Regions from separate parts of the Homo sapiens genome. Here regions 2 and 3 are each linked to region 1. Evidence: chromatin contacts called from ENCODE Hi-C or POLR2A ChIA-PET data. All regions are on one chromosome and are shown on one strand. Each heading gives the region's core, a stretch centred on a gene start or an enhancer-like site at or near the end of the contact. The rest is flanking DNA. Distances are from core to core; before and after follow the strand shown.

The links. Hi-C counts contacts between places; a loop is a spot of excess contacts on that map. ChIA-PET counts read pairs that join two places held with the same protein, here RNA polymerase II (POLR2A). Pooled maps may share reads with other maps.
Region 2: a map of naive thymus-derived CD4-positive, alpha-beta T cell shows a loop between it and region 1 (4-fold over the local background). The contact joins two enhancer-like sites. A Hi-C loop is called at or near these places in 3 of 168 maps with a recorded cell type or tissue (CD4-positive, alpha-beta memory T cell and naive thymus-derived CD4-positive, alpha-beta T cell) and 10 of 50 pooled maps. POLR2A ChIA-PET finds 5 or more read pairs at or near these places in 2 of 52 experiments (T-cell and WTC11).
Region 3: a loop to region 1 is called in a pooled map, with 4 times the contacts of the local background. The contact joins two enhancer-like sites. A Hi-C loop is called at or near these places in 1 of 37 single-sample maps with no recorded cell type and 6 of 50 pooled maps. POLR2A ChIA-PET finds 5 or more read pairs at or near these places in 2 of 52 experiments (BJ and WTC11).

The regions. Positions count from the first base shown.
Region 1 is chrX:19,681,502-19,685,855 of GRCh38, reverse strand. It overlaps SH3KBP1 (SH3 domain containing kinase binding protein 1), which reads left to right. Exons shown (of 18, transcript NM_031892.3): 6 at 1,828-2,033. Among named protein-coding and RNA genes, the nearest start is that of MAP3K15, 170 kb to the right of the region's middle. Within about 2 kb of position 1,860, at least 18 of the 41 ENCODE cell types and tissues checked have a DNase peak (open chromatin) inside an H3K27ac peak, as active enhancers do.
Region 2 is chrX:19,802,931-19,807,284 of GRCh38, reverse strand. All of the region lies in intron 2 of SH3KBP1 (SH3 domain containing kinase binding protein 1), which reads left to right. Among named protein-coding and RNA genes, the nearest start is that of SH3KBP1, 82 kb to the left of the region's middle. RefSeq lists an enhancer at 3,803-4,354. Within about 2 kb of position 2,029, at least 4 of the 41 ENCODE cell types and tissues checked have a DNase peak (open chromatin) inside an H3K27ac peak, as active enhancers do.
Region 3 is chrX:19,773,814-19,778,167 of GRCh38, reverse strand. All of the region lies in intron 2 of SH3KBP1 (SH3 domain containing kinase binding protein 1), which reads left to right. Among named protein-coding and RNA genes, the nearest start is that of SH3KBP1, 110 kb to the left of the region's middle. RefSeq lists silencers at 1,156-1,205, 4,277-4,326. Within about 2 kb of position 1,932, at least 6 of the 41 ENCODE cell types and tissues checked have a DNase peak (open chromatin) inside an H3K27ac peak, as active enhancers do.

The sequences.
Region 1 (4,354 bases), core at 611-3,110:
GCGTGCTGAGGGAGGGGAGTGGTGATGGTTTCTTTCCACTAATGGTTTCTTTATTTCACCCTTGAATGGCTCTTTCCAAGCCAGAAAGGAATATACAAGTCATTTATCACATAGAAAGAATCCATACGGCAAAATGAGAACATGTTAAGGGGGAAATGACACAATATTTAGACTCCAAAATTATATCTCCAGCAGGGATATTTGCAAAAACAATGAACAGATAAACACACAAATGGATAGATGGATAGCTAATGGGGGAGGGTTCTTGATGTTTACACACTCTAATCCTTCCTGTGAATTGCAGCCGACCCCCTTGTTGTGGGCTGTTCCCCATTCGGTCCTGTGTTTTTGCTCACAAATGCTGGTTTTCAGTTAATTAAAATGTACACTGGGGACCTTCCTCCTCCCCCACCCTTTTGGCTTAAAAATACCATTTTATGGAAAATGACAACAACAACAAACAAAACCATTGTTTTAAGGATTTGATTCTGAAACGTGTTAGCAGTTTATAATGACCTTTCTATATTTTGTCTGTTTTCATTTAACAGTTTCTTCCTGCACTGAGACTTCCTTATTTGAATGACTTCCACATTTTATGAGATTTTATGTGAGCAAGTATTTGGTGTATCATTCTTATGGACTAGGAGGCCACCTTACCTGTAGGAAGATAATGCACAATTGGCTAATAGAGAACAACATTTGATGGCGTACTTTCATTTCAAGGGCATGGTTATGATCAGGAGTTATGTAGTAAATGTTCAGGAGCTATTCTACACATCTAGAGGCTTTCAGAGACAGGTTAATGACAGAGTTTAGTATTCCATAAAATATTCTTTGAATCCTGCCCTTTGATGGCATAATTGATATACTGACCATCAAAGGAAGAATACACCCAGAAATTAACTAGACACAAATAGGCTCTTCCTTTTAGGAACATGATTGTGGGCAGAGCCTTGGGAAAAAAGAATCTGGGGAGGTAAGTGTCCATGTTGTCTTGCTAATAACTATTTTATGACTTCCAAACACATGCCACAGAAGATCAAAGGAAGAGTGTCATGTCCCCAGTGTTCTTCTTTGGAAAGGGATTCAGCTTTGGGAAAACACTGGTGTTTAAAGGAGAGAAGAAGGGCTGTAGGTTTGGGGGATTCTGGCCTCTGGGAGGACGGCTTCCTTTCCCTCTTTAACAAACATGATCGTCTTGCTAGTGAAACCGTCTTAATGTCAAGTTTGGTTTAATGCTTTCCTAGAGAAACATGTCTGCATGCATTTATTCCTTGTGAAGCCATCCAAAAAGATTGAATTCTTTGGCAGTTATAATTTTGTGTGGTTTCTTTAATTGCTCATTTGTTTAAATGGCTTTTAGCTTTACAGTTTCCCTTTAGGAAATGTTACTTTCATTGCTAATTGCTAATTGACATGAGTCATAGAGATTGGAGGTACAGTATGTGGTACTGACTGGGTGGGGAGGCAACAAGGTGGGTGGGAAGGGTTGCTATTGCACAGGCTATGGGAAAACAAATTTGGATCAAAACCAGGCTCCCGGCTAAAGAGGGGTGAATTTCACATGTACAAAGATATCTGCTTTGGAATTAGATTTTCTGAAAAGTTGTTTTGATTCACATCTTAAAATTAAAAGTAAGGGGTGGGGAGATCAAACAAAACTCAGAGCCAGTCAAACTACTCAACATACTGAATACAAAAGCCTAGTGCAAGTTATCCTGTGCCCAGTCACACTTTTAGAGGTGGTTCCTGGCTGGTTGTGAAGTTCTTCTTCAGGGCTCTGGCTGATTTCTGAGCTCTTTCTCTCCCCATCCCCACTCTTGACAGGTTTAAGGGAAACCACAGGCTCCGAGAGTGATGGGGGTGACTCAAGCAGCACCAAGTCTGAAGGTGCCAACGGGACAGTGGCAACTGCAGCAATCCAGCCCAAGAAAGTTAAGGGAGTGGGCTTTGGAGACATTTTCAAAGACAAGCCAATCAAACTAAGACCAAGGTCAATTGAAGTAGAAAATGACTTTCTGCCGGTAGAAAAGGTATGTTCGACAGTTTCTATTTGATTTCAACTTAATGTGGAATATCCAAAAGTACGTTGTGGGGTTTGGTGCTGGAGGCTTCCAATTCCTCTTTTAGGGTTTCCATGTCCTCATGTACTAGTTGTTTGTCCTGTCTTCTTTTTTAGCTCTCCCTCTGTGTGGGAACGACTTCCCTCAAAAGGCTCATGCTCTAGTTTGCTGCTTTCTTTCTTGCTGATCTCTCTAGGGAATGCTTCTCAGGATGACTTTGGAAATGGACCAGTACTTCTCTATCTGCTTCCCAGAAAAACCCCTCATTCCTGGACCCGCCTAAGTGCATGACCCTGACACTTTTCAGACACTGGCCAATCTCTCTCCGCTCCTTGTACATTTCTCTAGTGCTTTGTGCTTGGGTGTGCTGACTGTGGTTCTGCACTAGAGTGAAGGAATTGTGCACCTTTTCTCTAAGAGTTAGTTGGAGATAATTTCAGACTGTTGAAAGGAAGTCTCCCGCAGGTGTGAATGATGGAGATGGCCTGTGCTGTGACTCCCTGGGTTGTTCCCTTCAGGAAGCTGGCTGTTTCCTTCTGCCTCTGGTTCTGGGCTAGTGAGAGGCAGGCAGCATGTTGCTGCTGAGTACGCGGTTACCACAGCAACACACCCAGAGCCCTCGCGCTTGTGGCTGCCGATGACGTCTACTGTGGTATACTTCTGAGCATTGTAGCCTTGCTTAGGAGTTGATAAATACTGTGGAATTTTCCAAATTATAATAAGCTACTCTCGTGCTGTGCTTAAGGCATGTTTGTTAATTCGATTTAGTGCTGAAATTTTTGCTTTGACATTTGTGCCAGCAGATTTGGGGGACGGGGTATTGGCAACCTCTCTAATTCAGGTTTATGGGTGGCTTTTAAGTGTTGTTGTTTTTTTTTCTTTCTTTTTTTTTTTTTTTGGTGGGATAACATTTTAAAGGTTGCATCATCTTCTGCAGCTGTAGGACATCCACCCCTCCACCCGCCCTCAGCAACCTTGCCCAGTGTCATCATGCATTAGAAGCAGAATCTGAAAAGGAAACTTTTCGAACACTGAATCCCTCTAGAGATGAGTCAGGCAGAAAGGGCAGATACCTAGAAATTAAAAACCGTTTCATTTAAACTTTTTTTTTCAATGTTGAAGTTTCTTTGAGTCAGCATTGTTCCTTTCAGCAATCAATATATGATATTTTTCAAGATCTGAAAACTAGTGTCCCAGCTCTTGAGCTCACTTCTGTTGCATATGGTCACATTCAGATTCCTGTGAACATTTACAAAAGAGCAAGTCCCCATCTTGGAAAGGAACACTGGATGCAGTTTTTCTTCTTTTATTCAAGTGGTTGAAGTGAAAACGACCATTGACTCAGTCAGCAAACAGTTCATTCCTTTTGTTTGTTTTATGATTCCTGGCCTTTATCTTCTTTGTGTAGGAGGACTGTGTGTGTGTGTGTGTGTGTGTGTGTGTGTGTGTGTGTGTGTGTATGACTCTTATTATTGCTATTAATATTAGTTTTAGCTGCCAATAATAAATTGAGTTACTGTTGATAGCAATGTCAATGTCAAATATAATACTTGAAAGTTTTTATCTCAGCACATTTCTTTCCTGAACCTCAGAGCTGTATGTCCAACTGCCTGCTTACTTCAGTATCTCCACTTGAAGATCTTAAATTCATATCCGTTTGCCTAAACCTGAACTCATCGTCCTCCTCCAACTGCTCTACCCACAGCTTTCCCCATCTCAGTTGAAGGCAGCGCCATCTCCCACTCCTATCGCTCAGGACAGAAACCCTCAGGTTGTCCCTGGCTCTTTCTCTCAGCTCTGCCTCCTAAATATGTCCATCATCCACCTAGGTCTCATCACTTCCACTGCTCCTTAATAGGGATTTCTGCCTCTCCCCATCCCCCTGGAGTTTAGTCTTAAGAGCGAAGCCAGGGAGAACCTTTGAAAACCCAAGTCACATCATGCTACTCATCTGCTCACACCCCTACCAAGGCTTTCCTGAGAAAAAAAGTGAGACCCGACCCTCGTTACTGCTGGGACTTCCTCCCCCACTGCTCTCCCTTCACTTTCTTCGTTCTGGGTCCTTGCTCTTCCTCAGACATGCCATGCACACTCCTACAGGGGGCATTTGCTGCAATGGTCTCCTCAGCCTGGGCCACTCTGCATCTACCTGCCCACTTGGCTGCCTCCCTTTCCTCCCTGCTATCTTAGCAGAAACCTCACCCCATCCCCCTTCCTGGTACTAAATATTTTGTTCTCTGTGGCACATACCATCTTCTAACAGATTTATTTTTGTTATATATGTCACTTAT
Region 2 (4,354 bases), core at 780-3,279, 120 kb before region 1:
GGTGGGTGAGTTTTCTTTAAACATGTGTAAGAATTACCTGTCTTCCTCCATTTTGAGGGACAAGGAGAATCTGTTAGATCTTGTTTGTAACCACTTCAGGACCTGGTACAGGGTGAAAAGGAATGTGAATTTGCAATTGTGAGTAGATACTGCATCATTTATCCAGTGCAACTGTATTGTTCTTTGTATTAACTCAGCTACTCCTTACCCTCCATCCCTTGCCCCAAGTAGTGATTATTCCTATGTTATAGATGGGAAAACTGAAGCTCAGAGAGGTTGCCTGACTTGAAGATTGCAGATCTATTAAGGGTCAACCCAGTTATTTGAACTCTGGCAGCCTGACTTCCCAGGATTGTGTTGTGAGAACTAATTAGAAGGACAGGTATTCTTAAAAGTGGAGCCTCTGATGAAAAAGAAAACCGAAAACCAAACATAGTTGTAAAATTCACGTACTAAGTTTATGTGAAAACATTGGCTGCTGAAACTGCCTAAGGAAATGGATTTAGTAAATGCATGTTGAACTATCTATCACTTGTTCATTTGTCATGAGTGCTTAAAATAGATGAAAATGGGTAAATAGTTGCAACGTCCCAATTTCTGCTGTGTCTTACTACACAGCAGAATACTATACAGTGTTATTGTATAGTATTAATACCGTGAGGGCAATGTTGTCTGACACTTCCCTACCTGGAACATTCTGGAAATCACTTTTTGTGATCTCAATAACTGTTAAGTAATTGGTACCAGTCTAGTGGGTTGTTTTGTTTTTGAGATGGAGTCTCGCTGTGTCGCCCAGGCTGGAGTGCAGTGGCGCGAACTCGGCTCAGTGCAACCTCCGCTTCCCTGGTTCAAGCGATTCTCCTGCCTCAGCCTCCCAAGTAGCTGGGATTACAGGTGCACACCACCATGCCCAGCTAATTTTTGTATTTTAGTAGAGACAGGGTTTCACCATGTTGGCCAGGCTGGTCTCGAACTCCTGACCTCAAGTGATCCACCTGCCTCAGCCTCCCAAAGTGCTGGGATTACGGGCATAAACTACTGTGCCTGGCCCAGTCTACTGTTTTGTAGACTGCATTTTTCACCTGCTCAAATGCTTTTCATACTTTTTCTATAGTAGTGTTTATTTTTTGAGAAGATATGAGACATAAAATAAATGAACCATATTAAGTACATGACTGGAGAGGGAGACTGTTACATTGGATTAAGAAGATGCTTGTATCCATTGGTTTTTGTTTTTCACCATTAGGGGAAGAAAAACACCTTCCCAAGAGTACCTTTCTTGATACACCAAAAGGTTGCTGGTATTTGGTAATGATATATTCATTGAGGGAAATACCAGGTGAATGGAGAGTTCTTCAACCATTAGCAATAACTGAGCACCCACTGTGTGCATAGTTCCTTTATCTGTACCATTCATGGGACTGCATGTTAGATGAGGAAAACAGCAAACAGCAAATTTTTATATAGCACTTCCCAGGGACCAGAGACATTAAGTAAGTTGCCCAAGGGAGCACAGATTGTAAATGGCAGGTCTCGACGTGGGCTGGTGGGTGGCTTAACTCCAGAGTCTGTGTTCTCTCACCCCTAATTGTACTATGGTATAGCATTGTCTGGGTGGCCTTGGCTATGTTCACAAACCTCAAACCAGACGGTAATTAGCATGAGGGGCACCCAAATCTGTCAGGTTCGGAGAACTTCTGGGAGTCTTGGCTGAGCTCTGTGATAGGGTACTGTGAGGTGTTTTTTTTTTTTTTTTTTTAATATGCAGCCATGTCTTAATTGAAACCACAACTTCCTGTGGATGCCTTATGATGTTATTTGAACAAGGGAAATAAGCACATGAATCTTTAAAAAGTTTCAAGTATGTTGATTTTTAAGAATGGATGCAATTAGTAGTTCTCATTAGCTCCACAAATTATTTACCGTGGAATGCTTTGGTTCCACATAAAGCCCTTTAACGCTAAAAGATTTTGCAGGTTCTGCTGCTTTGACTATCTAGAGCTGATTTCGACTGGCAGCTTTAAACATGCGCAGTAATGCAAGTGCCGATGCTGCCAGCACAAATGGAACAATGTATTGCTTTAATTTAAAAAACAGGCTTTGTCTCATTTTTGACTCCCTTTACATTTAATCTGACTAGTCATGTTTTCTAGGAGGATGGTGAGGGTGAGAGCAGGATTTGACTCTGTTGTTCATCAATAAAGATCCTGGAAAAAACTGGAATGTGAATTTTGATTGTGCCCTCCCATTTGTAAAGGGGAAACAAACAAAAAACAAAAACCCTAGAAGATTCTGAGGCCAGACGACAGTGTAGCCTTAGGCTGCCTAAACTCAGATGTGCCCTTCTTCCTAGGATCTTGTTAAAAGGCAGATTGTGATGGCAGCGGGTGGGGGGGGGGGGGTAGGGTTTGGGCTGGGGGCGGGTAGGTTTGGGGAAGCTGAGATTCTGCAGTTCTAAGAAGCTCCCAGTCGATCCTCCTTTTAGTAGCAATAATTTCTGACACTTTAGACCTAGCTCTCTATCTTCTGGCTGTGTGGATCACCTGGGGGAGTTTAAACAACACAGTTTCTCACAGCCACACCAGACCTATTGAATCAGATCTCTGCAGGGGTGAAACCAGCAGGTATTTGGGGAAAAAAAAAAAAGCTATAGAAATCATTTGATAATACATCTGCCAGCTTTGTTTATTGGGGATGGGGGAGTAATGACAGCTTTGAAAACTTCACTGTTGGAATCAGATTGAGATGTTTAAAGTTAAGCTTTTTGACATCCTAAGGGCTTCCACTCCAAAACTACATGAGCTATCTTAGCAGCCACCCATCTTGGAAGGGAACTCACTAGTTCTTTATGAGTATGTCCAAACTGGCTTAGATCAGAGAGAGTGGAGGAAAAAAAGAGTACTTAATGGTTAGCTTGCTGACCTGCCTAGCATTAGATAATGTCTGTGAAGGCCCCTGGAGTGCCTCCAGGGAAGCCGGGGCCCAAATATGGAAAAGAGAAGTCATGATTATGAGGTAGGAGTTGCAATTACCATCGTGAATATTTAAAGTGTTATTTCAGCTCTTTCCTACGCTCCTGGGTTTGGGGTTTCATTTCTTTTTCCTTTTTTTTTAATATGGATTCTCACTCTGTCGCCCAGGCTGGAGTGCGGTGGCGCGATCTTAGCCTACTGCAACCTCTGCCTCCCGAGTTCAACTGATTCTCCTGCCTCAGCCTCCCGAGTAACTGGGATTACAGGCACCCGCCACCATGCCTGGCTAATTTTTTGTATTTTTAGTAGAGATGAGGTTTCACCGTGTTAGTCAGGATGGTCTCGATCTCCTGACCTCGTGATCCGCCTGCCTCGGCCTCCCAAAGTGTTGGGATTACAGGCGTGAGCCACTGTGCCCAGCCTGGGGTTTCATTTCTAGCAGTGTGTGGGGAGCCAGGACAGGTTAGAAAGAAGGGCCAGGGGATGTCTTTGTTGTGATAAAGCAGATACCACCATGGAGTTTTGCCACTTTCACGGTATGATTTTATTTTATTTTATTTTTTTTGATAACTGAGACACCCCAGCAAGTGTCTTCTTAACATTTCGTAAATCTTACTATTAATCTTTTCCCCTGAGGTCAAGCAGGAAGATAAGACACCAGGTAGAGACTTAGCTTTCGCCCTCCTCAAGCTATTGTGTCTCTCTTTTAACTTGGAGTCTTTCTTTAAAACCAAGTGTTTCCCAGTGTTGCGTGTGTGACTTTTCTTAACTCCTTACATTATCTAAGGATTAAAAAAATAAGGGGCTGGGTGTGGTGGCCTATGCCTGTAATTCCAGTGCTTTGGGAGGTCAAGGCAGGAGGATCACTTGAGACCAGGGGTTTGAGACCAACCTGGCCAACATAGCGAGACCTTGTCTCTACACTAAATTTAAAAATTAGCCAGGCATGGTGGTGTGTGCCTGGCTTGGCACTTGGGAGGCTGGGGTGTGGGAGGATTGCCTGAGCCCAGGAGTTAGAGACCAGCCTGGACAACATAGTGAGACAATGTCTCTAAAATAAATAAGGGAAACCTCACAATCAGAAAAATAAAAAAAGTTGGACATTCCCTGTCTTCCTTTTCTGAAGCTTCTACGGTGAGAGATGTTGTGCATTGTCACCATGAACTTCTGTGTCAGGGAGGGTTGGAGCCGAGAAGCAGAGCGCTAAGTGTGATCTGGATAAGGGATTTCCTGCACGTTGTGGAAGCTGCCAGTGCAAGCTGCCCCCTGTGTCCTGTACTGAGTCTGAAGTCGCTGGAGGAAGGTGGGTGTGGATGAGAGCAAGGACTCCTGGAACCTGCCTCTGGCTCTCACGCCCCCAACCTCAATGACACAGTGCCCTG
Region 3 (4,354 bases), core at 683-3,182, 92 kb before region 1:
AGCCACCGCACCCGGCCGAATTTTCCCCTTTCATTTTCTGCACTGCTGTGTTCTCTGAGCTTTCCACTGCTATAGTGTTTCCTGATGAGAAGGAAGTGTTTCCTCCAGCTTTTTTTTCTTCCTGGAGGAGTAGGATATGAAGGAATCCCTGCCCCCACACGGGGTGGGATCCAGCCAGCTGCTCCAGAGGATCTCGGCCCCTCCTGTAGCCTCAACCTTTTTTGTTTCTCTGGGTGGTGACTCTCACACCAGAGCATACGTTAGAACCTCCTGGAGGGCTTGCTCAAACACCGACTGCTGGACCCCACCCCATGCCTTCTAGTTCAATAGTCTGGGCTGGGGCCAGAGAGTCTGCATTTCTAACAGGTTCTCTGGTGATGCTGCTGGTGTGGAACTCCACTTTGAGAACTACTGCTCTGGCCCACCCCTCATTGCCCCTCTTCCCCTGCAATTGCTTCCAAGTAGGCAGAATAAGGCGCTGGAGGACTGGTGTGTTTGAGACCCTTGCATCTAGGGAGCCCGTCCAGACTTCTAGGGGTAGCGCCTAGCAGTGGTGTGTGCCTGTTCCACCAATGAATGCAGCTTTAGACAGGCCCTTCAGAGTATAAGAAGCAGTGGCTCATTCAAATTCCTTCAAGTAGTGGGGGTGAGAACTAGGGGGTTAAAAACAGAGCCCCAGGTCCTTAAGGCTTCACAGGAACTCATCCAGAAAGCCAGCAGGTATGGGCAGGCTGGGGCCTCAGCCTGCCACATGCCTTTGTGTTTCAGCTGGCCCAAGGCTGTACTGAACATTATAACCTTTCAGCCCTGGCCCTTTCTGTTGACTTCCTCTCCTCTCCTCTTGGTGGGATTTTCCCCTGTATTTAGGGCAGGGCAGTTTCTTCTGGAAGGATCCCTTTGGCTCCAGGCTCTGTGTCTAACCCTCCCACTTGACCCTGTAGCACACAGCCCTGGCCAGTTGCTGGTGGAAGCTGCAGTCCTTAGTGAAATGGGGAGTGGACTGTGGTTCCTCAAATTGCATTGTCATTTGGAGGCTCAAGGGCATACCTTTTTTATCCTCAAAGGCTTAAAGACAACTGATGGCAGCTGGAGAGGGTTAAGGGAGATGGAGGAAATCTTCATTCAAGTTTGTCTTGCTCAGTGATCTTTTAATGTGTCTTTCCAGTCTTGGGGTGGTTGTGTGGTCTTTCAGTACAGATTCAGGTGGCAGGCGGTTGGTGGTTTGGTTTAAATCAGAGGTATGTTAAAATATTCAGGATGGTGAGGGTGTCTGTGAAAACTAAGAGAGGAAGTGGCTTAAAGAGCTAGGCTGTCAGCTGGGTGCAGTGGCTCACACCTGTCATCCTGGTGCTTTGGGAGGCTGAGGCAGGAGGATCACTTGAGGCCAGGAGTTTGAGACCATCCTGGGAAACGTAGCAAGACCTTGTCTCTACAAAAAATTAAAAAGAAAAAATTAGCTGGACATGGTGGTGTGCGCTTGTGGTCCCAGTTACTCAGTAGGCTGAGGTGGGAGGATCACTTGAGCCCAGGAGTTTGAGATTACAATGAGTTATGATCATGCCACTGAATTCCAGCTTTGGTGACAGAGTGAGACCCTGTCTCTCTCTAAAAAAAAAAAAAAAAAAAAAAAAAAAACCAGGTTGTCAAGCTAGATTTAGAATTCTTTTTTTAAAAAAAATTCTTTTATTTTTTCCATGGGATTCTGCTTGATATAGACTTAATTCTGTTGTCTGTTGGCCCAGGGACATCACTGCCCAGTGGATACCTCATCCACTCCCACTCTTTTTGAGGGTTTTCTCCAGGGAGTTGAATCTGTGAGGCAGTCTTTCCCTCCTGCTTTCATTTCTCCCCCAGCATCTTCTCTTAGGCCCTGCTAGGCCACTTGAGCAAGAATCTCAGGCCATAAAACATTTCCACATCAGATTTCCTCCAACAGCACAGGGCGCTTATGGCTCACATGTGGAAGCGTGGACATTGACATGTTATTTTGAGACTTCTGACTTTAGAGCATTTTGAGGAAAGTATCTTCTGAGGTCTTTCTTTCCTGTAAGCTAGCTGTAGTAGCCAATTCCTTTTGGGGGATGGGGGAATGAATTCTTGGCACACTCTGTTGTCCTTTGGGCTAGTCACATTTGTGCTAAATATCAGGCGAGCTCCCTGCGGACACCATGGGATGAGGACAACATCTTATTCTTGGCAATTTGCAAGGGACAAATTAGGCTGTGGTACTTGCAAGTAGAATTATTAAATATCAATGGGGGATAATAAATGTGAAGTAGCTTGCAAATCTTCTGATATTATGGCTGTTTCAGTGAAAACACAGCTGCTAAGATACTTTCCTAGCTGTAATCGAGAAGGTAATTTTCCTGAAAGGCCATTTAAAGCAGATCTTTAGTGCCTTTGGCTCATTAAGAAGCATGAATAGGGGTAAGTCTCTGAAAAAGATGAATTAGACACAGAGCAGAGGAGCGGTGGTGTCCATGATGCAGGATGATGGTGTCCAGGGCCTGCGTACTCCAAATAGACCAAGGACTAATTAGTTGTGTGGTTTATTAATGGACTGGAGTCAATCCTGGACTAATACAACTAATTCTTCCATTTAGAGTTAATGTTGGCACTCAATTTTCCCTGGTAATGAGTGAGTTAGAGTAAGCAGGCACGTGAGTGTAAGATACAGTGCTAATATTTTGTGAGAAACATTGAACGAGGCTTGATGTTTAAATCAATAGTTGAAAATGTGGGGGAAGACTTTCCAGAAAAGGCTTACAGGCTAAATAAGAGCAGTTAATTGAAAGCAAACCAAGCCCACCCAATATTTAGATTTGTTTAGAAACCAAGTGAACATTTGAGATGAGAAACATTTCTCTAGTTCTGTGATGTCGTCGGCTTTCCTGGTGTGTTTGGAGCTTTTGACATTGGTGTGGTACTTTACCTCAGTGAGGCTGATGGAACAGAGTGGATGTTACAGGGCCTCAATTTCAGAATTCTTGTTGTGTACTCGTGAAGACCTGTGGAGAGATTTTGCCTCAAGTCAGTTTGGATGGTTTCTGCCCTCCAGTCTGATAAAGTCCCCTGATGTCAAACCACAGGTGGAATTTCCAGAGACTGTGATCTGTGGACTGGTGACAAATCCTTTGTGAAAAGTCTGTGTGACACTACTAAACAGAGAGGGCTTGGGGGAGGAGAATGAGGGGACCAATGCGCTCCCCTCAGAAGCCTTGATGCTCTCATAGAAGGTCTGGCCAGGTGTGGGGGTCTAGCTTTGTAAAGTAGGAAGACCCCTTTGATGATTACTTTTTTTGTCTAGTTAAACCTTTTTGGATTTCTCTGTAATTTAAAGAATATAATTTTTAAAATGTAAAGCTGAGGATTCATTTTTCTATGTGTTAATAAAGTTAATAAACCCCCCATATTTATTGGGGAAGGCAGTATAAACTAGAATTTCCTTAGGTTTCTTCTTTCTTTCTTTCTTTCTTTCTTTCTTTCTTTCTTTCTTTCTTTCTTTCTTTCTTTTTTTTTGAGACAGGGGAGTGCAGTGGCGTGAACTCGGCTCACTGTAAGCTCCGCCTCCTGGGTTCACGCCATTCTCCTGCCTCAGCCTCCTGAGTAGCTGGGACTCCTGGCGCCTGCCACCACGCCTGGCTAATTTTTTGTATTTTTAGTAGAGACGGGGTTTCACCGTGTTAGCCAGGATGGTCTCGATCTCCTGACCTCGTGATCCGCCCGCCTCAGCCTCCCAAAGTGCTGGGATTAAAGGTGTGAGCCACCGCGCCCGGCGGCTTAGGTTTCTTAAAAGTTAACCAAGTGAGCATCACTGAAGATTAACCAAAGGATCTATGCAAAGATGTATTTTTATTTTGCTCAAACAGTTGTTTATAAAAGGTAAGATGAAAACCAAAGCACACATTACAGAGTAGGAAATCAAGTACTTTTATTTCATACCAGAAATAGGAGGAAAAGGATAAAATCAGGGTGAAGCCCTAAAAAAAAGACAGTCAAAAAAGACCCTATAGGAGGGCTGGGAGAGTTTTTGAGCCATGAGGACCATTTGACCTTGGTGACAGGGCAGCTACTGAGTTCCCAGAATTCTGCCTTTTCAAGCCATGTAACATTTGCAAATGCTGACAAACAGCTGCTAATTCCGTTTTCTATGAAAGGGTGACAGGGTGTTCTCAGGACATGAGCTTCTTCTCCCCAGAGCCACATGCCTTTCACACAGTGACAGTGGCACCATCAGTGAGGACCTGGGAAGGAGACACCAGTCCAGAAAAATGATGATTCTTTTTTTTTTTTTTTTTTTTTTTTTTTTTTCGAGCCGGAGTCTCGCTCTGTCGCCCAGGCTGGGGTGCAGTGG